2 separate regions of the Mus musculus genome follow, and region 2 is linked to region 1. The links are chromatin loops, found by intact Hi-C in ENCODE. Cell type or tissue: heart. All regions are shown on one strand. Links, peaks and the distances in the headings refer to the core of each region. The heading gives the core; the rest is flanking DNA.

Region 1 (15,494 bases), core at 8,728-11,227:
AAATGGATGTTTTTACCGTCTCCTCTGCCAGCCACCACCGCTACTGTAACTGCTTTCATGGCTCAGAATTTATCGCTGAGCTCTGTGGTCAGTGGATGCAGGTTAGCAGGAATTCAGATGATACCCTTCCTATGTCTAACCTTTATTAAAGTTATTTTATGCTGTTCTTCTTATTGGAAAGCTGGCTCTTGAGTTGGGTCTCCCTTGTCTAGACCCAAAAATTTTAAAGTTTCCTCTATGTCCTGTGTCAGTTGAGCCACCTGATGCTGTGACAGGGAGAAGAAAGCAAAACTGAACAGACCAATAATAATAATAATAATAATAATAATAATAAATAATAATAATAATAATGAGATCTGGTTTATATGAACACTCGATACCTCAAGATTTATAAGTGTATTGGGTATGGTTAAAAGTCTGTGAAAAATAAGTGAATTTAAAACTCAACACAGGGTTGAGAGTTAAAACCCTATGCATAGGTAATCTTAGACGAACCATCTGGCAAAATTCCATTTAGGAATAAGCAACACATGGCTTGCCATTCTCTTTAGGCAGCCATATAGCACGTTTGCTAGGGCTGAAGAAAGCTATTGTCATGTGACTTCACCGACATCTTGATTGAAGGTAACCAGGTGGCACGGCCCAACCGAGGAGGCAACAACCAGAATCCAAGATATTTTGGATTAGGATGTATTACATGATAATGTCTCTCCTGAAAACAGAGTTTATGAAAGGATTTAAAAACAATGTTTGTTTAAAAAGGTATTAAAGCTGTACCTCCATTCATATGCAAGAATGTACCTTGTGCTGGCAGCCAAACTTTGTAACATAAGAGTCACCCAGGTAATATTGGTTTTTAGAGCTATGAAGGGGACAAGGAGCTGGCTTGGATCTAGAAACCAGGCTGGGTTTGCCTCTTAGGGTGCGGCCAGAGATGTAACCCAGGCCCCAGAGGATTATAAATGAATCCCAGACATTTAGAATTGAATTTGCCTTGTGAGGATTATGATCATGGCCTATATCTTTCCTCTTGAAATAAAGAGATGCTTTATATGTTTAACATTGCTGGAACACACAGTCGAGGGATTTTTTTTTAACTTTTTTAAGAGGAATTTTTGGAGAGATTTTACAGAAATTTTAAATTTAAAAACTGTGTATTTTAAAGGAATAGCTTTTTTTCCTTTTTTTTTAAATTAGGTATTTATTTCATTTACATTTCCAATGCTATCCCAAAAGTCCCCCCCCCCCAAGCTCTCCCACCCACTCCCACTTCTTGGCCCTGGCATTCTCCTGTACTGAGGCATATAAAGTTTGCACGACCAATGGGCCTCTCTTTCCAGTGATGGCTGACTAGGCCATCTTCTGATACATATGCAGCTAGAGACACGGAAATAGCTTTTAAAATATTTACATTTTAAAACTAAAACTTAACAGACATAAAGCTATAAAATCCTAATCTTTTTTTGGTGTTTTGTATTGTTTTGTTTTCGAGACAGGGTTTCTCTGTGTAGCCCTGGCTGTCTTGGAACTCAGTCTGTAGACCAGGCTGGCTGAGTCTGTAGACCAGACTCAGAAATCCGCCTGCCTCTGCCTCCCAAGTGCTGGAATTAAAGGCGCGCCACCACGGCTGGCCCCTAAAATCCTAATCTTATAAAAGCTACTAACTTATCATAAACTGTGAAAGATGATTAAGACGTGCAAGTTAAAGGTCATAACGGATCAAATTCTTTAATGTGTTCCAGGCTGTGTTTGTGATCAGGAGAAGTACCAATGTAATTAATTACAGAATAAGACTGATTTCGCCTCCATTAGGTTTTCCATGGTAAGCCTAAAGCAAGTAACTAAAAACAAGCAACGTTTGTTTGGCTCAGATAGATAATTGTCCTCAAACTTGTCAGAGATTTGCTGACTGTGACATTTCAAATATTTAATGGAAAAAGCTTACTGTGATCTCTTGTTAAGAAAGGCAGACGGGTTTGCCTTGCTAACAGGCTTCATATTAAAGGAAAAGCAGGCTTCAGACGTAACTCTTTACTGTTCATTTATTTTACCCCAGCTCATAGAATTACCCCAAGGTCTCCAAAGATGATGATGAAGTCCAGCAACAACCACTCCCCAGGATTATGGTAACGGTAACCACTGAGCAAGACTGTCCCAAAGGCATTGCCTGCCAAGGGACCTTGCCTTCATTGTGAACAAGCAGGACAATGGAGAGATGATTGCCTCACTGTACCTTGGCAAAGTATGGTCAGACTTCAGGAAAAGCCTCTCAACTCTCCTGGGCCTGTCAGCCAGACAGATGCTGTCCTAGGACCTCTGTACCCAGCCATGTCCTGGAGACCACAGGAGCCTGGGATAGCTAGGTAATTAATGGGTAAGCCTCTTCATTTTAATTGCTACATAGGCCATTTGGAGTATACTTCCTGCTATAATTTGAATTTCTCAGATCTCGGATGGCCTGGATAGCTAGGCTAGCTGTAGATTTGTCAACGTAACAGCAGCAGGCAGCCAGGTTCTTCCCTAAGAACCCACGAAGGGTCCTCCTTAGTCCCTTTCTTATATAAAAATCAAATGTACCTTTTTCTAGAGCTACCAGATCTCTTGTTAAGAAAGGCAGACGGGTTTGCCTTGCTAACAGGCTTCATATTAAAGGAAAAGCAGGCTTCAGACGTAACTCTTTACTGTTCATTTATTTTACAGAACTTGCTTTGAAATAACTTCTCAGTAATACCTACTCTGGTAAATGAATAGATGGAAAGAAAAAGGTTTAAGGTCTATGCAAGTTCTGAGGGTCTAAGAAAATGTTCTAAGGTATACAAAAGTCTGGAGATATGAAAGCTTCAATAAGTTCTAAGGGTCTAAAAAATGTTTTCAGGTATATAAATGCGAATTAGCAAGTGATTTAAGGGATATGAAAAATAGACGATGTTTTGGACTTCTTTCCCCTTCTATGCTATTGTTATACTAAGATTTCAAAGGGCCAGAGTTTTAACATTGATTAATGGAGTTCTGATAAGCTGGTAACGCTATTTTTTTCTACAGTGTGGACTTCAGTACAGATTAATGCTAATATATCTTGAAAATTTTATGTCTCTTTGTAAACTAAAGAAAAAAAAAATCATGTAGGCTTCAGGGCATCATAAGACTTGGATCCACCTCCCTCAGGTCAAAAGGACTCCAGTTAAGTATAGCTTAAGTTTCCTCACCGGCCCATTACTGAGAATGGGCTCTCTGTCCTGGTCAGGAGACTCCTTCTCCTCCCACAATTACTAGGTCTGTGGGCCTGAACGCTCCAAATGTAATTTTCTTTTAAGTTCCTAACTTCAGCTTCTGTCTGCAGTCTCTATCTGTCCCAGCAGATTGCTGTTTGACCGACGCCATCCATGAATCAGCTGCTGACTACAGCCTGCTCATGAGCCCTGGACTTGCTGAGAGCTGATGAGAACTGATGGGATTGTTCTCTGTCCCTTCAGGGGTCAGCAAACCAGATGCTCCTGATAAATGTCCCATTGCCTGAATTTCCTGGTGACCTTGACTAGCACTCCAGCCTTCCTAGGCCCTGATAATGACTTCCTAATTCCAGCAGGAAATAGTTACACAAAAAAGTATGTCGACCCTTGTCCCCCTACAGGCTGGAATGTTAGATCAAAAGGGCACTCTCTGGCACAGGAGACAAACACCTATAATACTCATTGGCATACCAAGAAAGGTACCAGTTAAAAACCAAATAGCCCCAAATCTATCAATAGGTAAATTCATTAGCTGAGACAGTTCTACAGTGTAATAGGACATTCAACCTGCCCAATGTAAAACAAAGAGGTTATTGCATGGCTTTAAAAGAAAATTGTTGTTTCCATATAAACCACTCAGAATAATTATTATCTGACTGTACTTAAAAAAAAACAAAATCCAAAAAAGAGAGCTGACATGACCTGACTGGGGCCCCATCCACTTCTAGCCTCCACTAACACAGTAACTCTGATGTCAGCCATCACAGGGCCTTTGGCTCTTCTGCTTCTGCTATAATTACTCTTGCATCATTGATGCCTTAACTAAATGCCTAACTAAGTCCTGTCTGGGTACCACTAAACTGATGGTTATTAAATCCCAGTATAAACAGGTCATCACAGAGTCAAGGATTTGACTCAAGATATAAGTCAGGGAAGGAATGTAAGACCAAAACAGGAAAAATACACTTGCAGGTTAAGAATTCTGTTTGCAGGGGTTGGGGATTTAGCTCAGAGGTAGAGCGCTTGCCTAGCAAATGCAAGGCCCTGGGTTCGGTCCTCAGCTGGGGGTGGGGGTGGGGTGGGGGGGGTGTTCTGTTTGCAGTGAAGAATGGGTTGCTGTTTGTTGGTTGGTTTGTTGACCCATCTGCACCAGCTGCACTAGATCACATGTGGGCACGAGGTATGCTTGGCCTGATTGGATTTAAGCCAGAGGGAATGTAGGCAGGTAAAACATGCCTGGCCCTGATTGGATCTGATGGGAAATTCAGTGCATTATGAGTTGTGCCTTTTAAAGTCCCTGCAAAATATGATCCATGGCCATTTTTCTACAGACTTGGCCAGTATTTAATTAAAGCTTGCTTCAAATTTGGCTTAAGACTGTGGTAGCGACAAGGACACTTGCTCTACTCTGGTCAAAGCTGCTTTATTCATAATAGCCAGAAGCTGGAAACAACCCAGATGTCCCTCAACCAAAGAATGGGTACAGAAAAGGTGGTTCATTTACACAATGGAATACTATTCAGCTATTAAAAACAAGGACATCAAATGGATGGAACTAGAAAATATCATCCTGAGCGAGGTTACCCAGACCCCAAAGGACAAGCATGGCAGGAGCCTAGCCTAGCATGGCTGTCCTCTGAGAGGCTCTACTAGCAGCTGACTGAGACAGATGCAGACACTTACAACCAACCATTGGGCTGACATCAGGGACCCTATGGAAGAGTTAGGGGGAGGATTGATGGAGCTGAGGGGGATGGCAACCGCATAGGAAGAACAACAGTGTCAACTAACTCGGACCCCTGGGAGCTCCCAGAGACTAAGCCACCAACCAAAGAGCATACATGGGCTGGTCTGTGCCCCTGGCATATATGTAACAGAGGACTGACTGCCTTGTCTGGCCTCAGTAGGAGAAGATGCACCTAAACCTGTAGAAACTTATGGCCCAGGGAAGGGGTGGGGGGGAGAGCTTGAAAAGGGGAGGGGCGAAGAACTCTTGGAGGGGGAACTGGGAAGGAGGGCAACATTTGGAAAGTACATAAATAATGGGCTGGAGAGGTAGCTCAGAGGTTAAGAGTACAGCCTGCTCTTCCAGAGGTCCTGAGGTCCTGAGTTCAATTCCCAGCAACCACATGGTGGCTCACAACCATTTTTAATGGGAGTGTCTGAAAACAGCTACGGTGTACTCGCATAAAATAAATAAATAAATAAATAAATAAATAAAACAGTTGTTAAAAAACTGGATTGTGAGTCGGGTGTGGTGGTGCATGCCTTTAATCCCAGCACTCGGGAGCCAGAGGCAGGCGGATTTCTGAGTTCGAGGCCAGCCTGGTTTACAAAGTGAGTTGGTCAGCCAGGGCTACACAGAGAAACCCTGTCTTGAAAAAAAAAAAAAAAAAAAAAAGCAAAAAAAAAAAAAAAGATTGTGGTAGTGGTCTTAATCTCTAACCAGTAGGATTAACAATCAAATTTGATTATTGTGGTAACGATTAAATTTGCAGGAAGGAGGCACTTGGGTAATTAATTCCTAATGAAAATGTTGGGTAGGGAAATAAAGAGAAGATATCTGGGAACAAATTTTGCATCTCTTTTGGCTTTGTTTGGGTTTGGGGTGTGTGTGTGTGTGTGTGTGTGTGTGTGTGTGTGTGTATGTGTGTGTGTGTGTGTGTGTGTGTGCACGTGAGATCAATACTAAACTCTGAGAGAGCCTTGTGATAAGCTCCCTCCCCGGGGTTTGGCTTTGTTTGGGTTTGGGGTGTGTGTGTGTGTGTGTGTGTGTGTGTGCGCGCACGTGAGATCAACACTAAACTCCGAGAGAGCCTTGTGATAAGCTCCCTCCCCGGGGTAGGGAATGAGTTTTCAGGAGGGAAGACCTTTCAGATCCCAGAGAAAAACGTGTGAGACCTGAGGTGGAAAGAGAACTGTTCCACAAAGCCCTGAGACAGACGTCAGCCAGGGAAGACACATAAAATAGACTCAGGAAAGGGGAAACAAAAGGATGGGAAGTCACCAAGGTCAAGACTATGCTTCCCTTATCGCTCTGGCAGTGTCACACAAGCCAAGTGGCTCTGATGCAACCTTTACCACCAACAGTTCAAAGAGCTCTAGGCTGGATCCTGTAAGACAAGTTTGTCACACACAGAGTCTTCCCTCTTTCTTCGGTTTCATAAAGTCTAAATGTCAGATCTCTGTTTTCTTTCAGTGGTCCCCAGGAAACTAAGACTTCCCAGATCTGTCTTTTTCCATCTTCCTTGATGTCCTCCCACTGGCTCAAGAGTCATTGGCAAAGGTAGTGTCAGCTGTCTTTTGTGACTTGCTCAACTTAAGTACAAAGACAAGCTGAGAAAAAAGAAAAAAAAAAAAAAAAAGCCACAGATTATGTGAGAAACCTCATCAAATCCAATCAGCCGGGCTTAAAGAAAATAATCTGACCACTCATATGCACTCGAACACACGTGCACATAATAAAATGTCTTTTTTTTTTTAATCTAAGATAACATCCCTCCCAGGTTTGGAGTCCAGTATTCCCAAACACCCACTAGGCCACACTCACCCCTCCCCCACTCCAGCAGGCCCCAAGCAAAGGAGGGCAGGCTCTGGTTGGCCCAGCTCCAAGTTTTCAAAACTGCTTTCAGTTTCTCTTTACAGCAAGAAACCCTACCCCACCCAACTCCAACGGGCCAAAAGTTCTAAATCAGTATGACACTTCCTCCGTCTACTGGATCTACAGCTACTGAGTTCTCCAAGTCCCGTGCCCTACATCCCAAAAAGGCTCCACTGGAGTCCACTGTCACTGCGTTACTGCCTTTACCTTAGAATCTGAACACATACTCCAACAACTCCACAAAGACAGACCCCAGTGCCATAAACCTGGTACCTGGCTTAATGCCTAGCCCCAGTTAGAAATCCTCATAACATTAGCTAAATAAATCAGCAAATAAGACGGCACACTTTCAGGCTGGTGAGATGACTCAAGGAGCACACAGAAGAGATGAACACTCTCTGACACTCGCAGACAAACACCACACACACTAAACTTCATTTCAGAGTCTCTCAAAAGCAGGAAGAAAGAATAACAGGTTTTTCTTTCCTAGGAGATTGTCAGAAAATATGACCAAAAAAAAAAAAATTCTCAAGTTATACACTTGAAGTTTCAAATAATTGAATAATAATGAATAATTCAAAGTATTTGGGAAGGCCAGGGGAGGAGCATGGTGGTAGAACTGTAATCCTAGGCAGATAGGAGTTCAAGACCATCCTGGACTTCATAGGAAGACCTAGAGAAAGTTAAAAAGAATGCATGTGTACAACCACTGGAAAGTTTTCAGACAGGAGGCAGTATGGAGATGGGTATTGGTGATGGGGACTCAGGCTAATACTGAAAACTAAGTCAGGACTACATAGCTGGCTTTCTGAATGAGACTAGAGCAGCTGCAAAGGCCAAGCCTATTTATTAAGTCCTTGAACTTGCTCTGGGTTCTGTTGGCCACTCTCTCCCCGGCATGCTACACCAGAGGTCCTGTCTAAGGTGGATGGTAGGTCGGACTGGTAGGACTGTAAAACTAAGGAAGTCAATAGCTTTTGGAGTAGAGCCCCTCGCCTTTCCCATTTCTTAGAAACATACTTCCAATTTTTTTTTTTTGCACGCCTTAGTCTATACCACGTGACGTTAGTATTTCCCAGCTCCTCTGCAGAATTCAAAAGTAGTAATATACTTGCTTCGTGGAAAGTATTCTCAGTTGCCACTCACATCTCCTGGGGGGCTTTGTTGGAAATGTAACTCCTCAGACCCCACCCCAGACCTCCTGATTTTTGCTTTTAGCGATTCCAAAGCATATTTGTGTGCATAAGGCACCGCACTGGAGCCCTCTCAGGAAGGCACAGCAGGTGCTGTGACTGCATCGATAAACAGGAGGTGACCACAAGGAATGGGCAGGGCATGCTTGAGACCCCAAGGTCCTTAAAGCTCCAGAAAACACGACAACCAGAATGTCCCGGAAGGGAAGTCATCTACCAGGTTTATCCATCCTGGCTGTACAGTGGGGAGTAGGAATGAGAACCTGGATGCTGCGGATGCGACTCCTTTTACAGTAGTAAGCTGGAGCAGCAAGCAACACGGGAGGTGTGAGTGAGTGAGTGCCTGGTCCCAACCACAGGCCGCCCGGGCTGACAAGGCCAAGTCCCCGCCCACTTCTGCTGTCACCCAGTCAAAACAAAGCCGCAGTCTACAGTGCAGAGTCGCTCTCCCCTGCAGCCTGGAGATGCTGAGCCCCCTACAAGTGCTCTACAGCTGGATGCCCTGGGTGCCTAAAGTCCCCAAAGAGGGAGAATGGCAAGAAAGCTGTCTTCAAACTGAGCAGACGCGCTCGCCGCCTGGGCTGTCACCCTGCCAGACCCTGTTTACACCCTAAGCGGCCAGGATCCCGCTTTCGCTAAATAAATAATAACAATAATGACAGGGTTGTCGCCGCACGGCCGAGGCCGCCAGGCGCCAAAGGACAGGGGCTTGGGGCAGTGCCCACCTCCCACCCCGCGCTCCGCCCCTTCGCTCCCGTAGAGCGCCAGGATTCCAGGACACTTCTGGGTGCTCCACAACCCAGCTCCTCCTAGCGGGGCTCAGTGGGGAGGGCGAGCGCGGGGAGACACACGCTAAGATGCCCCCAACCCCAAAAAAGCTGCTTCCCAACCCCGACAGATCTGCCACACCAAGCACAGTTACACTCCCTGTGAAAGGACTCCCGCGAGCTCCTACAGAGCAGAAAAAGCCCCAGTGCCGAGCGCTCCGAAGCCAAGACTCATCCTTCCCAGAAGAGGGACACCGGCAGATCTAGAAGACCCCCTACCCCTGTCCCAGTGAGATGCTGTGCAAGCCGCAGCGGCAGAGCGCGCGCACAGAACGCAGCACTTCCGCGGTGCCGGCGGGAAGCTGGGAGTGGGTGGGGGAGGGGAGGGGGGGTCCGAGCCCGCCCGTGACCCCGCGATTGTGCTCATCCCAGCGGGTACCTTGCAGGCGGAGTACACGCCGAGTTTCTCCAGCTTCTTCGCCCGCGGAGCAGAGCGCAACTGCGCCTTCTTCACGGCGATCCGGGCCGAGCCGCCTCCTCCCGGTCCCTCGGCCGTGCCCGCCGCGGCCACCGCGGTCGCTGGCCCGCAGGAAGCAGAGCTCCCGGCAGCGGTGGCCAGGGTCCGGGGGGAACCGTGCGGGGGCGCGGGAGGCAGTGCTGGGGACCCGGCCCCGCCAGCCTCGGCCATGCCGCCCCGACTGTCACCCGCAGCTGCCAGGGTCCCCGCGGGCGCTGGTGGCGGAGCCGAGACCCTCCCCCCCCCCCGGCCGCCGCCCTGCGCCCTCCCCGCCCCCGCCGCACTCGGCCGCCAGCGATCGCAGGCCCCCGCGCCTCCCCAGGCGGCTAGGACGCTAGCGGGCCCGAGCGCCTTGGCCGCGCTCTGCTCCCCTGGGCCTCCGGCATGCTGCTGCGAGCGTAGCCGCCCGCCGGGAGCGCCAGGGCCCGTAGGTGACCGGCGACCCGCGAGACCGGGCCGCTGCAGCCCAGGCACCTGCCGCCCTGCGCTGCTGGCGTCCCTGGGCCTGACACCCTCCCGCGCCGAGACCCAACTTCCTCCACCCTAGCGGGAGCCAGAGGAAAAAAAAATGTTTTCCAGAAGTACCCGTCAGCGGCCAATCCTCCTCTTTGTTGCTAATTCACCAAAATCATGGCGTGAAGGGTTCCTTTTTTTTTTTTTTTTTTTTTTGACTTTGAGTTAAACTTTTTTTTTTTAAACAATTCTTCCCCATCGTCTTCTCCTGGTAGTTTCTGAACCGAATATGACCAGAGAGGGAGGGAGATGACTCAATGGTGTGTGTGTGTGGTGTGTGTGTGTGTGTGTGTGTGTGTGTGTGTGTGTGTATCACATAATACTTGTTCGTTTGAGAACATTACATGTCGGCGAAATGAAAACTAAACGCATGGAAAAAGTTTGAAATTAGTCCGCCTACGGGGTTCACTCGAGGTTGGCTACTTTCAGCTGCTAGTGTGTCTATTGTTTTCAAGTTAACCAGAAAGACAGCGTCCAGGAAAGTGATTCCGATTTTGACTTAAACTTCAAAATCAAAACTATTGTCCCTGGCTCTGATGGTAGGAAGAGATTGTTTCATTTTTTCACATGGGTCAACCTTCCTAAAGCGATTTGAATAGCCCTGCATTGCCGGTCAGCACCGTTGGCAAGTGCCCTAATTCTGCGGAGCAAGCATAGTCACAATGTGGGACAATGGTCGTAATGAATTTGTGATTGGTTGTCTAGCAAGCTTGGTAGCTCCTGCTGAACTCCAGCCATATGGGATGGGCTTTCCCTTGCAAATACTCTTACCAGTCATGCTTAAAGTTGCATTTTATGTCTCAAGATGTGTTTCGCCAGATTCTGTGTCCTTTTAACGCAGAGTAATGCAATGCCAAGAGAGAAAGAAGTCTCTTCTCAAAGGAGTGACACCTGCTGTGAAACTGCAGCCTTACTAGGCTACATCTAACTGAAGTCCTTACCTAGGCTTGACCTTAGCCTAGTGTGGAAGCTCAATAGAGTAAGACTCTTGCCTCAAAAATTAATTAAATTAATTAAAAAACAGGCCAGGAGCGGTGGTCTTCACCTTTGACCCCAGAACTGCAGAAGCAGAGACTGGCCAGGCTCTGTGAGTTTGAGGAATTCTGGTCTACTGTTAGGAGTTCCAGGTCAGCTAGGGCTACACAGTGAAACCTTGTATATAAAGAAACAAGGAAAAAAAAAAAAAAAGAACTCAGCATGTCTTTAATCCTGGCATTTGGGAGGCAGAGGCAAGTGGATTTCTGAGTTCGAGGTCAGCCTGGTCTACAAAGTGAGTTGCAGGACAGCCAGGGCTACACAGAGAAATCCTGTCTGGGGAAAAAAAAAAAAAAAAAAAAAAAAAAAAGCTCAGGGGTTTTTTGTTTTGTTTTGTTGGGGGTGGGAGGGCTCAAGACAGGGTTTCTCTGTGTAGCCCTGGCTGTCCTGCAACTCACTTTGTAGACCAGGCTGGCCTCGAACTCAGAAATCCTCCTGCCTCTGCCTCCCGAAAAAGCTCAGGTTTTACATCACTGTCCTCTGGTTGTTTGTTCTTCAAGTTTCTACAATAATGTCATTAAAACATTACTTACTGGGGAAATCCAGGTTCTCTTATATGTTCTTAGTGTCCTTTATCTAAGAATTTTTAAGTGGATTCAGAAGGAAGATTGAGGCCCATTGTATTATAGTGAACTGTAAATTCTGGCAGCTGCCCAAAGGTAAACAGAAGGAAGAGAAAAACTGGCTCATTTTTAGAGTGCAGAAAGTAAGCCTGTTCTGCACTTGGAGCCTAGGTGGGGTGTAAGTAGCTGTACAAAAGGGTGGTTTGGAGATGTATATAACCTTCAGAGAAAAGTGGAGAATGCCCCGAGGGCCAGGGGTGGTATGCTTATGCTCTTGGCCAGAAACCAAAGAAGGGATAGAACTGGTGTGAAAACAAAGATACACCTTTTGAGTTAAGAGGTCAAAAAGGCAGACAATCTCGAAAAACCAAAAAAAAAAAAAAAAAAAAAAAAAAAGAGGCAGACAAGAGTTCGAGGCCAGCCTGGTCTACAAAGTGAGTTGCAGGACAGCCAGGGGTATACAGAGAAACCCTGTCTTGGAAAAAAAAGGCAGACAAGCTTAGCAGTCCAGATCTGTAAGTGGCTGCACAGCGAGAGGGGCTTATGGGTAAATGTAAGAACATTATCTCATTTAAGAGACTGAAAAATGTTCCCATCTCCTTAATGTGTTTGTGGGCATATCAGTTTCCCTAAAAACTGGTTACCTGGCCAGATGATATTTATTGCCTTTCGAGACAGGGTTTCACTGTGTAGCCCTGGCTGTCCTGGAATTCACTCTGTAGACCAGGCTGGCCAGGAACTCACATATATCTTCCTGCTTCTGCCCTCTGAGAGCTTGGATTATTGAAAGCATGCACACCTAATGGTGATTTGTGGTGATTTGACAGGGCCAGTTGGAAGAGGACAGTAATTTGTAACCTTTTTTTTTAGTTTTTCTTTGTGTAGCCCTGGCCGTCCTGGAACTCACTCTGTAGACCAGGCTGGCCTCGAACTCAGAAGTCTGCCTGCCTCTACCCCCCAAGTGCTGGGATTAAAGGCATGTGCCACCACTGCCCGGCCAAATCTAAGTTCTTTAATTCTCTCTCTTTGTCTCAAAAACAAACAAACAAACAAAAAGTCGAATAGTACATTAAATGTAATCTTTTAAGAAAAAAAAAATCTATGGCCAGGCATGGTGTCGAAAGCCTTTAATCTCAGGACTCGGGAGGCAGAGGCAGGCAGATTTCTGAGTTTGAGGCCAGCCTGGTCTACAAAATGAGTTCCAGGACAGCCAGGGCTATACAGAGAAACCCTGTCTCGAAAAACAAAAATAAATAAATAAATAAATATAAAAATAAGCATGTAAAATACCCAGACTTGATGCTAGAGTCTGTTGTGCCAGGGAAATATTAGTGATCCCAAAAAAGACAGACAGGAGTTGATCTGATGTAACTCACAGCAGGGTCTTTATTCTATTTGAGCAAGCTCCCCTGCCCCCAACACATCACCTTCAAGCAAGACAGTTATAGTGGTGGGGAAGCCTCAACTGTCTATGTGGCAAGGCTTTACAGTAAGCAACAAGCAGGGATTCATGTGCAAGCACCTAATTAGAAAGCTGCTGTGCCCTTTAACATAATTGGCTGGTTCTGGGAGTCCTATCATAAACTTAACTTCTGCTCCCCTCTGCACTGGTGGTCGTTAGGTAAGGGGTGGGCTTGTGACCTGGGGGTGCAGGTTTGTTGGGGGAATAATCTGGAGACACTGGTCTTGTTGAGGGGTGTAACCTGGAAACTCTGGTCTTGTTGGGTATTTAGCCTAGAGACTGCAGCTAGGCTCAGGTTTTGTCGTGGGGGGCAACTGGGAAACTAATGCTAAGTACCAGCCTGTTAACTTACCCTGAGTTCAAACTTAGGTCAGGTTCCCTGAAATGGAGTCACAATTTAAAAGCTTGGGCATCTCAGTCCGCAGTTCAGAACACTCATTGCTTTTGCTGAGAACCCAGGTTCAATTCCCACCACCCACATAGCAGTTCACAACCACCCTAACTCCAGTTCCAAGGGATCCACTCCTTCTGACCTTAACGGGTACCATGTATGCATATGGCATACATTACATGCAAGTAAAACATGCACACCCATAAAATCAATAAGCCTAAAACAATTCTTATTAAATAGCCCAGCTTTAGGAAGAGGAAACCGCCCTTTCTAAAATAGGCCTCATCAAAGCCTGCGACTCCCACCCTCCACTCTTTCTTAGTTTCTCAAGTTCTAAGGAGGGGCAATTGGAATGCTTCCTTTTCTACAAAATGGTTGTGGTAGCTTGGAGTAATAATTCACAAATGTAATCCCAGGATGTTGGAAGCAGACATATATGGTAGCAAGTTCAAATCCAGTCCGGGCTACCTAATGAGCAACGAGCCAGCAAGGGCTACATAATGGGACCCTAGCGTTAAATTACTTAATTAAATTAAAAGTTGTATCGCCATGTAAATAGAAGATGGAGTCCAAGGTTTATAGTGAAGGAGAAGGGAAGAGGGGGAGGCCTATCCTCATGGATTGGCCTACTAATGCCTATTCAGCTTTCTAACATAACTAAGTGACTGTAGTACTCAGATCAAACTTCTTCCTGACATTTCTTTTCTTTTATTTTGATCAGGTTTGATCATCATGACATTAACAAAGGGTATTGGGTTCCACTTCTGGCCATTTGTTACACTGATGGAATGGTCCTCTTGATTTGTATGTACCACTGGGTGTAAATGTTATCTCAAAAGTGGGATGATGGGGCTGGAGAGATGGCTCAGTGGTTAAGAGCACTGACTGCTCTTCCAAAGGTCCTGAGTTCAAATCCCAGCAACCACATGGTGGCTCACAACCACCCATAGTGAGATCTGATGCCCTCTTCTGGTGCATCTGAAGACAGCTACAGTGTACTTAGATACAATAATAAATAAAAATCTTAAAAAAATATTTTTTAAAAAAAAAGTGGGATGATGAGATCCAGGGGCAGATGTGATGGTGGGGGGTACTTTAGGGGGAAGAAAAGCAAAAGTGGGGGAATGGATTTTTTTTTTTTTTTTTTTTTTAGCTCAAGGCTAGCCTAGTCTACATAGTAAATTCCAGGCCATTCGGCACTACAGAAATTTCATTCAAAACAATAACAAGTTTGAGTTTGAAGCCAGTCTATTGTACATAGAGAATTCCAGGACAGCTTGTTCTGCATAGCAAGACTGCTTAAAAACTAAAACAAATTTATTAAATTAACTTTTCAGATCATTTATTTATTTTTATTTTATGTACATTGGTATTCTACCTGCTTGCATGTCTGTGTGAGGGTGCCAGATCCCCTGGAACTGGAGTAGCCCCATTAAATACATTTTTAAAAGAAGAAAGACTTTCTGAGCATGGCGATACATGACTGTAATCCTGATGACTAGAAGGGTCCTGATGTCCTGGCTTGGAGAATATAAGAGGAAAAGAAAAAGAAGACCATGCCACAGAGATGGATATGTAATTCAGACACACAGAGGACGAAGGACCATGTGACAGGAAGAGTGAATGTAGAGGTTTGCTGTGCATTGTAATGCTAAATTCTGTACCCAAAGGGAAAGTTGCCTACATGACAATTCTTATATTTACAAGCTTTTGTCCTGCAAACCTTGTTCCTTGATGTAAAACAATTGGTTAAATAAAACTGCCCACAACCAGTTACTAGAGGGTTTTGAATTACCTGGTTAGGGGTGAATAGGAGAGTGGGGAGACCTGGTGGAGAAGAAGAAAGAAGAGAGGAGGCTGGCAATGAGGGGAGATGGGCGATGAGCACAGCACGTGGCCAGGAGAAACAAGGATCTGGGATATACAGATGGGAGGTAGCCAGGCCAACAGAGGTAGCCAGGCCAACAGTTAGAAAAGCAGATTAGGGGTTACCCTCTAGAAATTGTCAAAGCCAAATAAAATAACCATAGTCTGAGTTTCGTTTATTTTTAAGCTAGTCAGGGATAAGCTTAAATTGGTTGTACTACAGAGACTTTAGAGGAAGAGTTAAGGAAACCCAATATTTCAGAGGCGAAGCCTAAAGTGTTAGGGAGCACATGCTTACATGAGATACAGACGCTGGAGGTATCTGTTGGATGAGCCTTTAATCCCAGCACTCTGAG
Region 2 (15,494 bases), core at 8,699-11,198, 54 kb after region 1:
CCTTTTCATGATAAAAGACTTGGAGAGATTAGGGAAATAGGTGACCTAGGAATCATAATAAGAACAATTTATAGCAACTCAAAGCAACTACATTAAAATTAGGAAAAAGACAAGGGTAAACACTCTATCCATATCTGTTCAATATATTATTTAAGTTCTAACTAGATGCATATATCCCAGTGCAAAACCACAAATACAGTCAAGACAATATGCCTCTTCGAGAAGCCAGCAACCCTTTGGACTGAGCCATAAGAAAAGCAATTTAGCTCATGCACAAGACAAAGACTTCAGAAAGCAGTGTGAATTTGTTCAAGGACCATAAAGAGGATCTGAGCAAATTCCTGAACGAAGACTAAGAATACAAACACTTGAATGAAATAATAAAAATATTTCTTGATATGTAAGTAGAATTTAACAACGAAATAGTCACTAAAAAAAAAATCCAAAGAAGTAAACCTAGAAATGAAAAACTTAATATGTCAAAACCCAAAACAAAACAAAAGAGGAAAGCCTCACCAAAAGATTAAAAGAGATGGAAGACGAAAGGTCAGACCTTGAAAACAAGGTAAAGGAAATGAGAAATTCAGCCAAAGAAAATGTTAAATAAAAAAATTTACAGGCACAAAAAAAAAAAAAAAATCCCAGCAAATCTGGAACACTGTGAAAAGACCAAACCTAGTATAATAGGCATAAAGGAAAAAAAAAAAGGAAACCCAAATCAAAGGCACGGGTGGGAGATGAGGGGTGGGGAAGGTGGGGGGAGGGGTTATTCCTCACTATCTAAGTTAGGGTTTTACTGCTGTGAACAGAGACCATGCACCAGGCATAGTGTAGAAGGAACTGAGAGTTCTACATCTGAAGGCCACTAGGAGAAGACTGGCTCCCACTTGGTAAGGAAGAAGGTCTCATTGCCCACTCCCACAGCTACATACTTTCTCCAACAAGGCCACACCTAGTCCAACAAGAACAAACCACCAAATAGTGCCATCCCCTGGGCCAAGCACATTCAAATCACCATACCCACTTTTGTTGTTGGTTTGGCTTGGTTTCTTTTGGTTTTACTTTTTTGAGACAGGGTTACTTTGTGTAGCACTGGCTATCCTGGAACTCGATTTGTAGACCAGGCTGGGCTTGAACTCAGAAATCTACCTACCTCTGCCTCACAAGTTCTGGGATTAAAGGCCTGAACCATATAGACAGACAGACAGACAGACAGACAGACAGACAGACAGACAGACAACTTTAAAAATATTTATTCTTCTCTCATATAATACATCCAAACAACAACTTTCCCTCCCTCTACTCCTACCAGTCACCTCCCTACCTCTCCTCTCCCTCAGAATTACCCCCTAATATCTTCCAGAAAAGAGCAAGCCTTCCACGGACCTCAACTGAACATGGCACAAGAAGATATAATAAGACCAGGCACAAACCCTCACATGAAGGCTGGGAAAGGCAATCCAGTAGGAGGGAGTCAGAGACACCTGCACTCCCACCGTCAGCATTCCCCACCAAAACACCAAGCCAACAACCATAACATGTATGGCAAGGACCTGGTACAGATTCATTCAGGCTCTGCAATTGCAGCTTCAGTCTCTGTGAGCCCCCAAGGTGCCCTGCTTAGTTGATTCCTGCAGCAGTGCTCTCCAGCTACACCTCTGGCTCCCACAATTCCTTCTCCCCCTTTACTGCAGGATTCCCCAAGCTCCAAGGGGAGGGACCAACCCAAGCAGTGTGAGGTATATGCTCCTTCTTGTGGCCTAGACCTTAAATCAGACCAGTTATTGATTGGCCACTTCCACAAACTCTGCACCACTATTGCTTCAGCACATCTTGCAGGCAGGCTGTATTAATATAGGTCAAAGGTTCTATAGCTGGGTACATGTCCTACAATGGTTACCTTGCCTGATTACAGAGGATAGATGGTTCTTGCCCTATATCTTCCATTACTGAGAGACCTTCCTAGGGTCATACTCACAGATTCCAGGAAAGTTGAATAGCAGTATATTTCTACATTGCCCCCTCAAAGGCCTCCAATTTCAGTATTCCCTTGCCATATCCACTTCCCCATCCCCCAACCTGATCCCTCCTAGTCCCATCCCCACAGAACTCTACTCTACCTCTAAAATCCATTTCCCCTTCCCAGGGAGACACATGCATTCCCCCAGAGCCCTCCTTGTTACTTAGCCACTCTGGGTCTGTGATTGTGGTATGATTATTATTTACTTGATCTCAAAGTAGGTGTGATTTGTATTTCCCTGATAGGTGAAGATGTTGAACATTTGTTTTTCTGCCATTTTAGTTTCCTCTATTGAGAACTCTCTGCTTATATCTGTGCCCCATTTTTAATTGGACTATTTGCTTTTGGATATTAGCCCTCTATTAGATATGGAGTTGGTGATAATATTTCCCATTCTGTAGGTCATCATTTTGCTCTATTGATGATTCCTTTGCCTTACAGTAGCCTTTCAGTTTCAGGAGGTCCCATTTATTAGTTGTTGATCTTACTTAGTACCTGTGGTATTGGTGTTCTGTTCAGAAAGTTATGATTTTTTAACCAATGAGTTAAAGGCTATTTCCCAAATTCTCTTCTATCAGATTTAGTGTATCTAATTTTATGTTGAGGTTTTTGATCCACTTGAACTTGGGTTTTGGGCAGGGTGGTGAATATGGTTCTATTTGTATTATTGTGTATGCAGATACCCAGTTAGACCAACCCCATTTCTTGATGATGCTCCCCCCACAACCCCTATTTCTGGCTTATTAAAAATCAGGTGTCCATAGTGTGTGGATTTATGTGGAGGTCTTCAATTTGACTCTATTGATTAATGTGTCTGTTTTTATACCAATACCATACTGTTTTTGTTACTATAACTCTGTATTATACCTTGAAATCAGGAATGGTGATACATCCTGAAATTCTATTTCTTTTCTTTTTTTTTTTTTTTTTTAAGATTTATTTATTAAGTATATAGCATTCTGTCTGCAAGTATGCCTGTGGCCCAGAAGAGGGCACCAGATCTCAGTATAGATGTCACCATGTGGTTGCTGGGAATTGAACTCAGGACCTCTGGAAGTGCAGACAGTACTTTTAACCTCTGAGCCATATCTCCAGCCCCTCTGAAATTCTATTCTTGTTCAGGATTGTTTTAGATATCCTGGAGTATTTGTTTTTCCATATGAACTTGAGCATTGTCCTCTCAAGGTCTGTAGAGAATTGTGCTGGAATTTTGGTTGGGATTGCATTGCCTCTGTAGATTGCTTTTGGTAGGATGACCATTTTTACTCTGCTAATCCTACTGATCCAAGAGCATGGGAGATCTTTTCTTCTTCTGATATCTTCTTCAATTAATTTCTTCAAAGACTTTAAATTTTTGTCATACAAGTCTTTCTCTTGCTTGATTAGAGTGGCCCCAAGATGTTTTATATTATTTTTGGCAACTGTGAAAGATATTGTTTCTCTGATTCTTTTTCAGTACATTTGTCATTTTTATATAGGAGGGTTATTGAGTTTTCGTTTGTTTGTTTTCGTTTTTGTCAATCTTGTATCCAGCCACTTCACTAATGGTGTTTTTCAGCGTTAGGAATTCCCTGGTAGAATTTGCAGGGTTGCTAAGACGATTGATGTGGGTTTTTTTTTTTTTTTTTTTTTTTTTTTTTTTTTTTTTTGGTATATATGTATTTCTTGTCTTTGTTGGGTGGTTGATCTTTTCTTTGGCTGCTGCTGCCCACTCATGCAAGTGTGGTGCCTATGTGGTCCCTGACACAGAAATGTTTCATTGGATTGCTGTGTGATACAAAGGAATGAAGATGGGCTAGGAAAAAATGTGTATCCAAATAGGATAGGGAACCCTTGGTGAGCACTGAGTAATCCAATCCCCGGGAAATGGAAGTGGGGTGGGAAGAGGGGCTCCTGCAGGCAGATTGCAGGAAAGAAGATTTCGGGGGTTTCTCAGGGAAAGTGGCAGAGACTCTGGTGACTGCAGTGGCAAATATTGTGACTGGTAGGGCAAAAGTAATTTACTTTTGGTAATATTTTTTCTTTCCTTAACTTTGCTATTTTAAGACCCAAAACTGCTGACCTCTTGTGATTAACACCTGCTTTTTACAGTGGGGAATTAAATAAAGGATTTATTGGTTGGTAGGGCTCCTTTCTCTGGCAAGCCAGTCAGGAGCCCCTTGCTGGCCAGGCAAGAAACTCTGGAGCTTGTTAACTCTTTGTGAACCAGGAAGAAAAGAGAAGAAAAGAAAATCTTTTACATAGGCAATGCATGCATGCACACACACACATACACACACACTCACTCACTCACTCACTCATGTCAGGCCTGACCACCTGTCTCATCAACTCCATAAGTGGTTCATGCATATTACAAACATACACATACACCTACACATATATGTATTGATGAACAAACATGTATGTATGTATGTATGTATGTATGTATGTATGTATGTATATACATTTAGTGGATGGTACCAGATGCTACCACCTTTTCTCTGGCCTTTTTATATCTTCTTAGACAAAAGTTTTTTAGAAAATTACCTCATAGATAACACATTATACAAAGGGGGCAACTATAGAAGGATGTTGATAGTTAAGTTCAAAGCAGCACTTCCCCATGGCCTCACTTGATCACAGTGCCCACCTGTGGCTTCATCCTTGGATCTGACCTAGCATGGATGTTTTACCTTGATCACAAATTTGTCCCAACCCTATTTTTCTTTTTAGTGTTAATTGTGAAAGCTCATTGTATTCCTTACTATGCAGCCTTTCCTTCCTTTCCTCTATGAGGAGTGAGTACATTCTATTCTTGATTCTGACTATTACATCTTTCTGGTAAAACAGATAAAACCATCTCCTGAATACTTTTTTTTTTCCCCTAAACTGACCAAATCAGGAATTCTATAAAGCCATTCATTCATCTAAACAGCATTAGCTCATGAAAGTTCATCTTCATGTTGATCTGCAGAAAATTTGGTCAAGAAGGTAGGCTGATGCCCAGGAATCATTAAGCTGTGTAATAGGGATAGGAAAAAGTATATCAGCAGTAAGAAGTGATCCTGGGATGAAGTCTATTGGGATCTTGCCTCTCAGAGTTCACTCATCATAAGCCATGTAAAAAATGGTGGGCCATCTCCAGAAAACTTATTTGCCTTTAGCCTTTTCTGGATGGCTCCTGACAAGGAAGAGTAGTGAAAACCACCTACTTGTGTCAGCCCCAGTATGGCCACTTAGGGTCCCTAGTAGAAAGTATGTCTGTGACCTGGCAGATGATATAAATATGTTAAGTAGAAAAGAGTTAGGATGACCCTGGGTCATCACAAAGAGATGGAAGTGTGCTCAGGTAATGGCTATAGGGCAATCTGTGGGACTCCTGTAGATAGGTTTTAGGACTCTCAGAAAGTTTACATTTGGATATGTGTGTGGTAAAGTCAAGGTCTCAGTACATATCCAGAGCTGGTCTCAAGCTCTCAATTTTGTTTCAGCCTCCTGAGTACTGGGATTATAAGTGTGTTGGGCTCCCATCACTCCTGGCTTGTAGAAAATATTTTTCCTTTCTCCCTCTACTCTCTAGTCATCCATTCATTTGTAAAGACATATAATAGTTAATTACAGGCTGGAGCTATGGTTCAGAGACACTGCATTTGCCTAGCCCTGGGATCAATAATGACCAAAATGGAAAAGAAAACGTTATTATTGAGATTGAGACCTGACTAGTTTAACGGAGGTTAGTTGGTAACACTCTATGGTTTTCTTGGTTTTCTTTTTCCCAGACAGAAACTCACCATGTAGCCAAAGCCAACCTCAACCTCATTGCTACCTTGTTTTGGGCTATAAATTATATTGAAAACATTTAAAAATTACAAATGGATTTTATGTTAAAATTGTATATGAGAGTGTGTGCTGGGCTCTCTTCTATCATTTAAGCCTTAATCCTTTGAGGCAGGTCCTTGGTGGATCTGGAACTCACTTTTTTCTTTTTGGTGAGGCTGGTAGCCAGGAAGTCCCAGTCCAGCTATTTTTCTGTCTTCAGTGTCAGGAGAGATTCTGCCTCAAAGGAATAGGAGAAGCATGGTGGAAGAGGGCATCGAATGTTCTCGTTTGGCCTCTATCATCTGCACGTGCACGCACACACTTATAAAATAAAATGTTTCTTCATAGCTGGAGTAAAATATTATTTCTCTGAGTATTTGTTCAGATGTCTAGCTGAATTTGTGGACTGGGCACTTAATTTCACTTAGGCCAACATGGAACAATCAGTGATTTGTTAAGGACCTTTTTGGGGGGCTTTATAAAACTCAACTGTAGGTTTCTATAAAATCATGAATAAGACTGTGCAAAGAGAGTGTACTATTTCTTTCAGGAATCATCTTAAAATATTCTAAAATGTATTTTATGTGTATAAGTATTTTGTCTGCATGTGCACGCAGTGGTAGACAGAGGTCAGAAAAGGCCATCAGGTCTGGAATGAGTTACTGGTGTTATGAGCCTCATGTGGGTCCTATGCAAACACAACAGGTGCTCTTAACCACTGAACCACACATTTCATCTTTCTCCCAGAGTGTTTTGGAGATCAAAAGTGTGGGATGAGAAAACTTCAACATTTACTTCTGATGAGAATCTCAAGATTGGCAAAATGGTTGGCAAAAGGAGAAGGCCTAGACCAAAGCGCTCCATCGACCTGGAGGATTCCACTGAGCAGCTGATTTCTGGTGACATGGTCACATTCCCCTGCTCTGTCTGCTACCGAGAACTGAACAAAGCTAGGAATTTTCTCCATAAGAAACATCACAATGCTCTGAGTATGCTGGGTTTCCAGTGGATGGGAGGGAGGCAACCAAAGCCCAAACTGGTCAGTCTTCATAGAGAGTGTATAATCTCTAACCTTTTGAGATCTTCTACATACAATGAAAAAGTCCTTCACAATGTGAACTACGCATTTGAGTTTCTTTGGAAGAAACAAGTTCCATCATACTTCAAACTTTGTGATAAGGTTGGCGAGACTTCTACGTATTCTCCAAACAGCAACCATCTGATGATTAAAGGTATAGCCATCTGTAGCAATAATAATTCAGCCTGGAAAGCGGAGCCGAACTGTAAATTCACGGTCGTGAACGATTTTGGTGATAAGGCCAATGTGTGCTTTTTCGGTTTATTTGATAGCCATTACGGTTATGCAGCAGCAGACCTGGCATCAAAGGAGTTTCAGGTTTTACTTCTCCATCAATTGTCTATACAGGATCCTTCCTACCAAATGACAGCTGAGCAGAAGCAACTCATCAATTCCTTTGACACGGTGTTCAGGGAGGAATACAGAGCCAGAGAAGAGGCCTTCTCTTCCACATACAAAACCTTCAGAACTAGTAGACGGGAGTATGAGGATACACACAAAGCCTTTGCAAAGGCATTTTGGAGAATGGATAGGCTTCTACGGCTTGGAAGGAATGAGACTTCCCGGGTTCGCTGGAGCGGCTGCTCGGCACTCACTTGTATATTAGAGGGTGGGATTAAGAACCCACATGCTAATAAAGACTGGGAAAAAACCTATCAGCAGGGTTCCACCAGTCTTCCCTTCCAGAAGACTCCACAGATCATATCTGGAGTACTACACCTGGCAAATGCTGGTATGTATCTTCATTTGCATCCTAAATATCTGTAAATGCCTACTCATGCTGCTAAAACCACTGTTATTTAGCAATTTGCTAATGTGCAGAAATTGCACTGAACAACTAAGAAACAAACAAACAAAAATTCCAGTTTAAATAGACTGCAGACACAAAAACCAAGCAACTATTTTTATGGGTACTGGTATGAATTGTGTAATGAAACTTTTCCTGGGAAGACAAAATACACACTTCTAAGTACCCCCAGATAAGGAGCCCATGATAGACCAAAGTATGGAGACCATCAAAGTCCAATGTGGGGAACAGATGAGTTTTACTGGAGCTACTTAGCTGATTATGGAGGAGGGTTACTTACAGGGGCAGAAATAACTCTTAGACACTGTATCACTAAAGCCCATTGCCAGCATGGGTGACAGTTCACAAAGGCTGGGAACCTGGAGCACACTGCACATCCTGCAGGCCACTCAAAAGGTTGGAGAGTGTCCTTTCTGGGTGACTCTGGTCTTCCAGGCAGATAAATTAGTTTCTGCATCTTCTAGACAGCTGGTGTGGCCAGGGCCTCTTTACTTACTTTATTTATAGTATGTTTCATATTTCTCCCCCCTCCCTCTTATTCCCTCCTTCTCTGTGTGTGTAGACAGTAAGTTAAAACAATTCCAAATGACATAACAGAGATGTCGTACAGGTTAAAAACAGTAACTATGCCTAGATCCAAACAAAATGGACATAAGGAACCCACTCTTTTTGAGGGTGGAAAGTTGATTAATAACTGCTAAGACAATCTTGTATACTTTTGGGGACAGGACTCTTGTTTCCCAGGTTCGCCTCAGACTCACTGTATAGTCCAGGGGAGTTTCCTTGAACTTCTGATCATCCTGCCTTCCTTCCTATTGAGAGCTGGACTTACAGACATGTACCCTAACTCTTGGGGCTGCTAGACTGAATGCTTGCCAAGCACCCTACTAACTGCAGTGACTTTCCTAAGGAGAGACCAACGCGTGTGTAACAGATTGTTGTTTCATTCTCAGTGACCATGTGGTATTAATTTCCTAATAGAGGAACCATTTTTCCTTCAGTTTTCTGAGCTTTAAACTGGCTAAGATACTGGGCAAACTCTTCTCACAAGGCCCACTTTGTTGTTCTTACTTTCAACACGGAATTCCTCTGCCTCTCAAAACTGGGGTGTCAGCAATCAGCCCTGGCTAAGTTCTCGTCCTTATCCTTTCTAATTTATATTCTATCTGACAATTCTCCTTTATCTTTTACTTCTTTACTTCATTAAATCCTTATGGGATTAAAGTACTTACACTCATACATATACATATACAGGGTCATGTCTGCAGGGGTGGGGGTGGGGGTAGGTGGAATTGCCACAGCTTTTCAGAATGGTGTCTACAGGACACTATCCACTTAGCAATGGCTAAAAAGTGATTTCTCTACATTCCTTCATTCAGTATTGTCATTTCATTTGGTATATTTGCACTTAACCCCTGAACCAGCTTTTTAGCGCCACCCCCCCCCCCCCTTTTGAGATGGTCTTTCTAGGTAACTTAAGCTAGTTGTTATCTTAGTCAGGGTTTCTATGACTGCGAGAAATGCAAAAAGCAAGATTTAGCTTATACTTCCAGATCATAGACATTGCAAGTCAGGACATGAACTCAAACTCAGAAGGCATGGAGGGGTTCTGTTTACTGGCTTTCTTAGCCTGTTTCTTATAGTACCACTCTAGCCCAGGGATGGCACTATCTACCATGGGCTGGAGCCTTTCATTCTGATCACTAATTGAGAAAATCCTGGATCTCATAGAGGCTCCTTCCTCTCTGATGACTCTTATCAGCATCCAGTTGACACCAGAACTAGGTCAGTATAGTTAGCCTGGCAAACGCCCCCCTCCCCTGCTTTCACCGTTCTCATTCTAGAGTACTGGAATTACAGGTGTGTAATCTGGCTCAATCACTATTTTGATCATACAATGATGTTTATATATGTATTTCTATATGCATCATTTTGTATTTACGTCTTTCAGGAACTCCTACTCCTTTTGTTCTTAATTCCATTATGCTGACCTATTCATTTGGTTTGTTTCCTACCCGGAAAATTCCTTGGTTTCTACCATGTGGATGTCCTGTTGTTTTCTTTCCTTCCTTTCTTTGAGACAGGGTCTCTATTATGTATCCCTGACTGACCTGTAGCTCTGTAATCCAGACTGGCTTCAAGCTCACTGAGATCCACTTGCTTCAGTCTCCTAAGGGCTAGGAAAAAGGAATACACCACCCATACAAGGCTAGTGATGAATTTTAAGATATTATTTGCCTTGATTTTAAAGGAAATAATCAATTGGTGTGGAATTACAGACTGGCAGATTTTTCTCAGTTGTTGGAATCTGTTTCCCTGTTTGGCCTGGCTGGCATCCCTGTCTAAGCCTCTCTTGTTCAGAATGTGGCTCCTCCTTGTGGCTACTTGAAAGATTTTCTCTTTCTCAGATTTTAAGCCATTTATTTGACTGATGGATCTATTTCTCTTTAAGGCTCCTGTCTAAGATCACTCACATCATTTGTGTTAGTCCATTGGACCCTACCAGCTGCCTACAAATGCTCCTTTAATCTGTGCTTTGTTTCACTCTTCTATTTTTTTCCTTTTTTGAAGTAAATATTTTTCTAAATGCAGATGACCTGAGCTCACAAAGATCATGGTGCATGTGTGGAGACCAGACAACTTTCAGGGTTAGTTTTCTTTCTACTGGCAAGCCATCTTTTCTTTCTTTTTAACTCTAATCCAGGCTGTCCTCCTAACTTGTGGCAATCCTTCTGCCTCATTCTGAGCATCTCAACATACTGGATGTTATAAACTCCATACTGGCAAGCCATTTTCTTCCTTTTGGAGACAGGATCTCACTCTAACCCAGCCTGTCCTCCAACTTGTGGCAATCCTGCCTCATTCTGAGTACTGAGGTTACAGATACTAGCCACCATGTCAAATTTTCTTCCTTTCTCTTCCCTTCTCATCTTTCCGTTCTTCCCCCTTTCTCTCACCTTTAGTGTTTTGTTTTCCTCTCCCATTTTCTGAGATTTAGTCAGTCACTAAAGACAAGAAGCTAGAAGTTACAAAGAATTTATTCTTATGTGTTTTTGTGAGTGTAACGTATGTGCAGGTACCTGTGGAGTTTGAAGAGAGCACATTAGATCCCCCAGAGCTGTAGTTATTGGCAGTTGTGAACCACCTGACAGGTCACTAAGTGTTCTTTTTTTTTTTTTAAGATTTATTTATTTATTATATGTAAGTACACTGTAGCTGTCTTCAGACACTCCAGAAGAGGGCATCGGATCTTGTTACAGATGGTTGTGAGCCACCATGTGGTTGCTGGGATTTGAACTCCAGACCTCTGGAAGAGCAGTCGGGTGCTCTAACCCACTGAGCCATCTCACCAGCCCCCCACTAAGTGTTCTTAACCAGTGATCCATCTCTCCAGCCCATTATCATCTTCTGACTTAAGAACTTTGTTTTTTCTGCATCAACTCATCAACACGTGGAGACCCACGTTGTTTACAACATTACAGTACATTGCCCAGGATCGTGTTTGGTGAGATGGGCTAGACCCTGATCCACAGTGACTATTACTGCCCCCTTTGTTTTTTGGACACAGTGGCCTCACTCTTGCAATCCACCTGCCTTATACTACCAAGTTACTACTCCTTTTAAAAACCAGAATAGTCACATGTATCTGCCATATTACAGAAGTGTATAAAGCCAAAGTGCTTGCTTACCATCTTCCTGCTTAAGCTAGTATGTGAATTCAAGCTGTCACATAGAACATTAGAAAGTTGAGCTACTCCCCCCACATAGTTTTAAACCTATAGTAGCATTACTTACACATACATACACTTTCTCTATTTTAAGAAAGGTGCTGAACTACATCCTAATAGTTTATCCAGTTGCCACATTAAATGCAATGTGTTGCTTTGCTGGTGACATTGCTCAGTTTTCAGAATGTCTCCTAAAACCCATAAAGAAGGCATGATAGCACCTGATAGAAGGAGGACTGGGAATTTTAAGACACTGTCAACTACAAAGACAGTTCAAGGCCAGCTCAGGCTATATGAAGTTTGTCTCAAAACCAAACCGAACCGAACCGAACCGAACCAAACCAAACCAAACCTCCCCACTCAATAATTACTGACTTACCTGCTACAGATCAAAGTAAAAGATCCACAAGTTAGGATAAAAGAAGAATGAAAATAGAAATTTGTGCAGACTGCGGGAGCATAATTTGCATAGCACAGGGTCACATTTTGCAAGCAACCCAGGACCTCAATTAGCATTCATTCTATTATGTTAATGAGGCAAGACTACTGTTTATCTCACATCAGGTTAGGCTTTCTGTCAAATCATACCAGTTGGACAGACTTCAGCCTTTTAAGCCTAGATTCTTATTTGCTAAACAAATCAAAAAGTTTTTCTGAAATGAGGCAGACACAGGAAGATCTCAAGTTTAGGTCAGCATGGGCTACATATTGAAACTCTATTTCAAAATTAATCAAAAGAAAAACAAAAATAAGTTAAAAGTTGAAGAAACAGAATTGAACACATTAGCAACAAAATTCTGATTCCAAGTATAGCACTGTTAGAGGCCTAAATATTCTTTGATTGTAGACAGGGTTCACTGTGTGTAGCCTGACTGTCCTGGAACTCACAGGTCTCTGCTTCTTGAGTGCTGGCACACCACCCCCACCTGACAGAATATTCTTATTTTAAAGTGTGTGGTACACGTGCATGTATGCCACAGCATGCATGTTGAAGTCAAGGGCAGCTTTGGGGATCAGGTTCTCTCCTTCCACCATATGGGGTCTAGCTCAAACAGGTCATCAAGTGTCTCTTCACACTGAACCATCTCACTGCCCCCACCAAATTTTGCTTTTAGAACTGGCATATTAAAGTAGGAATTTTAATTTTCAGGGGCAGAGTATTCAGATACCAATGCCACCTGAGATATGCTGTGAATCACAATGCTGTACCAAAAACTACTGCTTGTTCTTAAACATATGATGATTCTAAAATCTTGGGGAAAACAAACAAAAAAAATCCAAACCCCTTCTAACAGCATCTTTTAATCTGTCTGGACCAGATTTAGACTTCAGGACATTAATGAAGCAAAATGTTGCAAATATCCCAGGTTTATCTCAACTATGGTCATACCATACTGCCATCTCTTACTGAAGACTTCAGTTAACAACTGTCAAGAGTTTAATGTGGCTGCCTATTTCCCCAACATGAATTCTTATAGAACTGTTTAATTACACATTAAGGAAACCTAGGATGGACACTTAACAGTGGAATTTTATCATCCATATCCTAAATACATTTGAGTTTTAACTTTGACCAGTAATATACATATGTATATATATATGTATACATACTTTGTTCATTTATTCATCCATTTATTATTTATTGATTGATTGTGTGTGTATATACCTGTATATGAAGGTCAGAGGACAACTTGTAGGAGACAATTCTTTTCACCATGTGAGACCCAAGAATGGAACTCAAGATTAGCAGGCCTGGTAGCAGCTGTCTTTAACTAACTTTCTTAACAGCCCCCAACAGTTTTTGTCCTTTAAGGATTTCTCATTTTTATGTGTATGTGGTCCTGTGCACACAAGTACAGAGGCCAAGGGCATCAGGTCTCCTTATACCTGAAACTACAAGCAATTGTGTGCTAACCTACATGATGTTAGTAATTGAATTCAGGTACTCTGCTAGAGGACCTCTTTATTGCTGGGTCACCTCTCAAAACCCCACCAAAGATTTTGTTGTTGTTTGTTAATTACTTGGTGCTGGGAAGATGTTTCAGTGTTTAGGAATACTTGGTGCTCCCCTAGAGAGTTCCCAACGTCCATTTGGGTGGGTCATGGCAAACTAACTTCTGCTCTAGGGAATCCAATGCTCTCTTCTGGACTCTACAGACACCCACCCTCATGTGCACATACACATAATTTAAACATTAAAAAAACCCTTTATTTGAATATTTAAAAATCTGAATAGATGTTAAAAAACAGTAAAAACCATTCTTTGAAACAGTTTCATAAAAAAATTAATTTAGAAATTATTTTTCATGACCTGTAGGTTTTTTTTTGTTTTTGTTTTGTTAAGTGTTTTAAAGTCTACTGGTTATCACTGAGATTTGAATTAGGATGTGTACAGTGTTGAGCTTACATATTCTAGAAATATTTACATGTCATACTTTGTGTTTAGCATTGAAACAGAATTAGTAAGTTGCATATGTTAATATGAACTGATGATTAATCTTTTGATCTCTTTCTCTTAAACAACAAAACACTTGTCTAGGAAACGTGCAAGCAGTCTTATGCAGAAATGGAAAAGGGTTTTGCCTGACCAAGGAACACAGTACACGAAACACCAAAGAAAGAAGAAGAGTCCTTTACAGCGAAGCAGTGATCAGTTCAGATGACCCCTATGGCCTCCTGGATGGGCACATCAAAACCACCCGGGGTCTTGGATTCCATGGAAACCTCAGACTAAAAAAGTCCATTATTCCAGCACCGCAAACAATCTCTGTCCCTATAGATGATCTATGTCAGTTTCTCATCTTAGCCACTAATGGACTTTGGCAAGTTTTGGACAAGAAGGAAGTCACTGCACTGGTAATCACCTTGTTTCATGCATATAAAGAAACCCATGTTCCTCGCCCTAAAAGCAAACCCTGGCCACCTATAGGCCTTCTTTCCCCACCAGACAGTAACATCCGAGTGCTGTTCCAGTACCAGCCTGAAAATGAAGACATTATGTCAACTGCAGATGGGACGAAAGGGCTATCTGACTCAATATATGCTGAAGCTTACACTCATCAGGGTACATTTTCTCCAAAAGTGACCCCTTATGACCCTTGTAGCACAAAAGAAAATAGCAGCTTACCCACTATAGACAGTAAGCAGGAAAATGAGAAAGAACTATGTATTAAGAATTTCTACAAAGGTGCAGCTGAGTACATTGGCTGTGAACTTGTAAGTGCTGCAATAGAAGGGGGTTCCAGAGACAGCATCACTGTTATGGTAATGTTTCTCAATGGGAGCGAGTATCACAGGCTGACATAAAAACATTCCAATGACCTAGAACAGCAAACAGTGCTACAAAGACTCCCGTGAAAACCATTCCTTAGACCGGGAAGGAAATACAAAAGCTGCAGCTTATATATCATGCGTATTATGGTGTATACTTTATGTCAAAGACAGAGAAAACTCAGTGTTGCTTTTTACATCACTTTATTCCAACCTGAGCACCTCAATATAAAACTAAACACCGGTGAACTGTTCTCCTTACTAGTTTTGAGTTACTGTAAAATGTACAAGTTCTGCTAGCAGATCAACACTTAAATAGATTAAATCATCTGACACATGGTAGATTTCATATAATGAAAATACCTAAAATAATTAGTGCAATATACTGATTAAAATAAAATGGACTTCAAAAAACAAGGCTTCAAGATTATTACTAATAACATTGTAATACTTATGTTACAATTGCAAGTACATTGTTTATTATGGTTCTAGCCATGTAAGAACAGCAAAGCCCCTTCCTTTCATAGGGGAAGAAAGAAATAATTAGCTGTTTTAGTAACTGTACATTTTGTATATGTTTAGGCAATTCTTAAATATTATAGGAAATAATAAACATATGGAGACTACAATGCAGTACTCTATTTACAGTACAGCTGAAGATCATATTTAAAATAATCAAGTTTGAATGTACATAATTGTTAGTGCACTGACTAATTATGCCCAAAGGGAAGCAGAGCCCCCTCCCTGTTCCAGACACACCTCTATGGAATAGCCAACAGTGATTAACTAGAA

What was found. A loop is a pair of places that touch in the nucleus more often than their neighbours do. Peaks named below come from ENCODE experiments on the same cell type or tissue, not always from the same donor. Only the 100,000 strongest peaks of a DNase experiment are listed, where the experiment ranks them.
Region 2: it touches region 1 in a loop (2.1-fold over the local background); 6 of 42 quality-filtered maps call a loop at or near these places.

What each region holds. Positions count from the first base shown.
Region 1 is chr17:53,561,315-53,576,808 of GRCm38, reverse strand. Kat2b (K(lysine) acetyltransferase 2B) reads right to left here and starts at 9,838. Exons shown (of 18, transcript NM_020005.4): 1 at 9,231-9,838. The coding sequence starts at 9,479. In heart, for the core only: CTCF peaks have their summits at 8,832 and 9,839; DNase peaks (open chromatin) are centred at 9,198, 9,718 and 10,468; H3K4me3 peaks cover 2,119 bases; H3K27ac peaks cover 1,985 bases.
Region 2 is chr17:53,507,076-53,522,569 of GRCm38, reverse strand. It overlaps Pp2d1 (protein phosphatase 2C-like domain containing 1), which reads left to right. Exons shown (of 3, transcript NM_173449.3): 2 at 6,566-7,629; 3 at 13,972-15,110. The coding sequence ends at 14,738. It overlaps Rab5a (RAB5A, member RAS oncogene family), which reads right to left. Exons shown (of 6, transcript NM_025887.4): 6 at 14,892-15,494. Among named protein-coding and RNA genes, the nearest start is that of Pp2d1, 25 kb to the left of the region's middle. In heart, for the core only: a CTCF peak has its summit at 10,079 (motif pointing left); no DNase peak of the experiment used is centred there.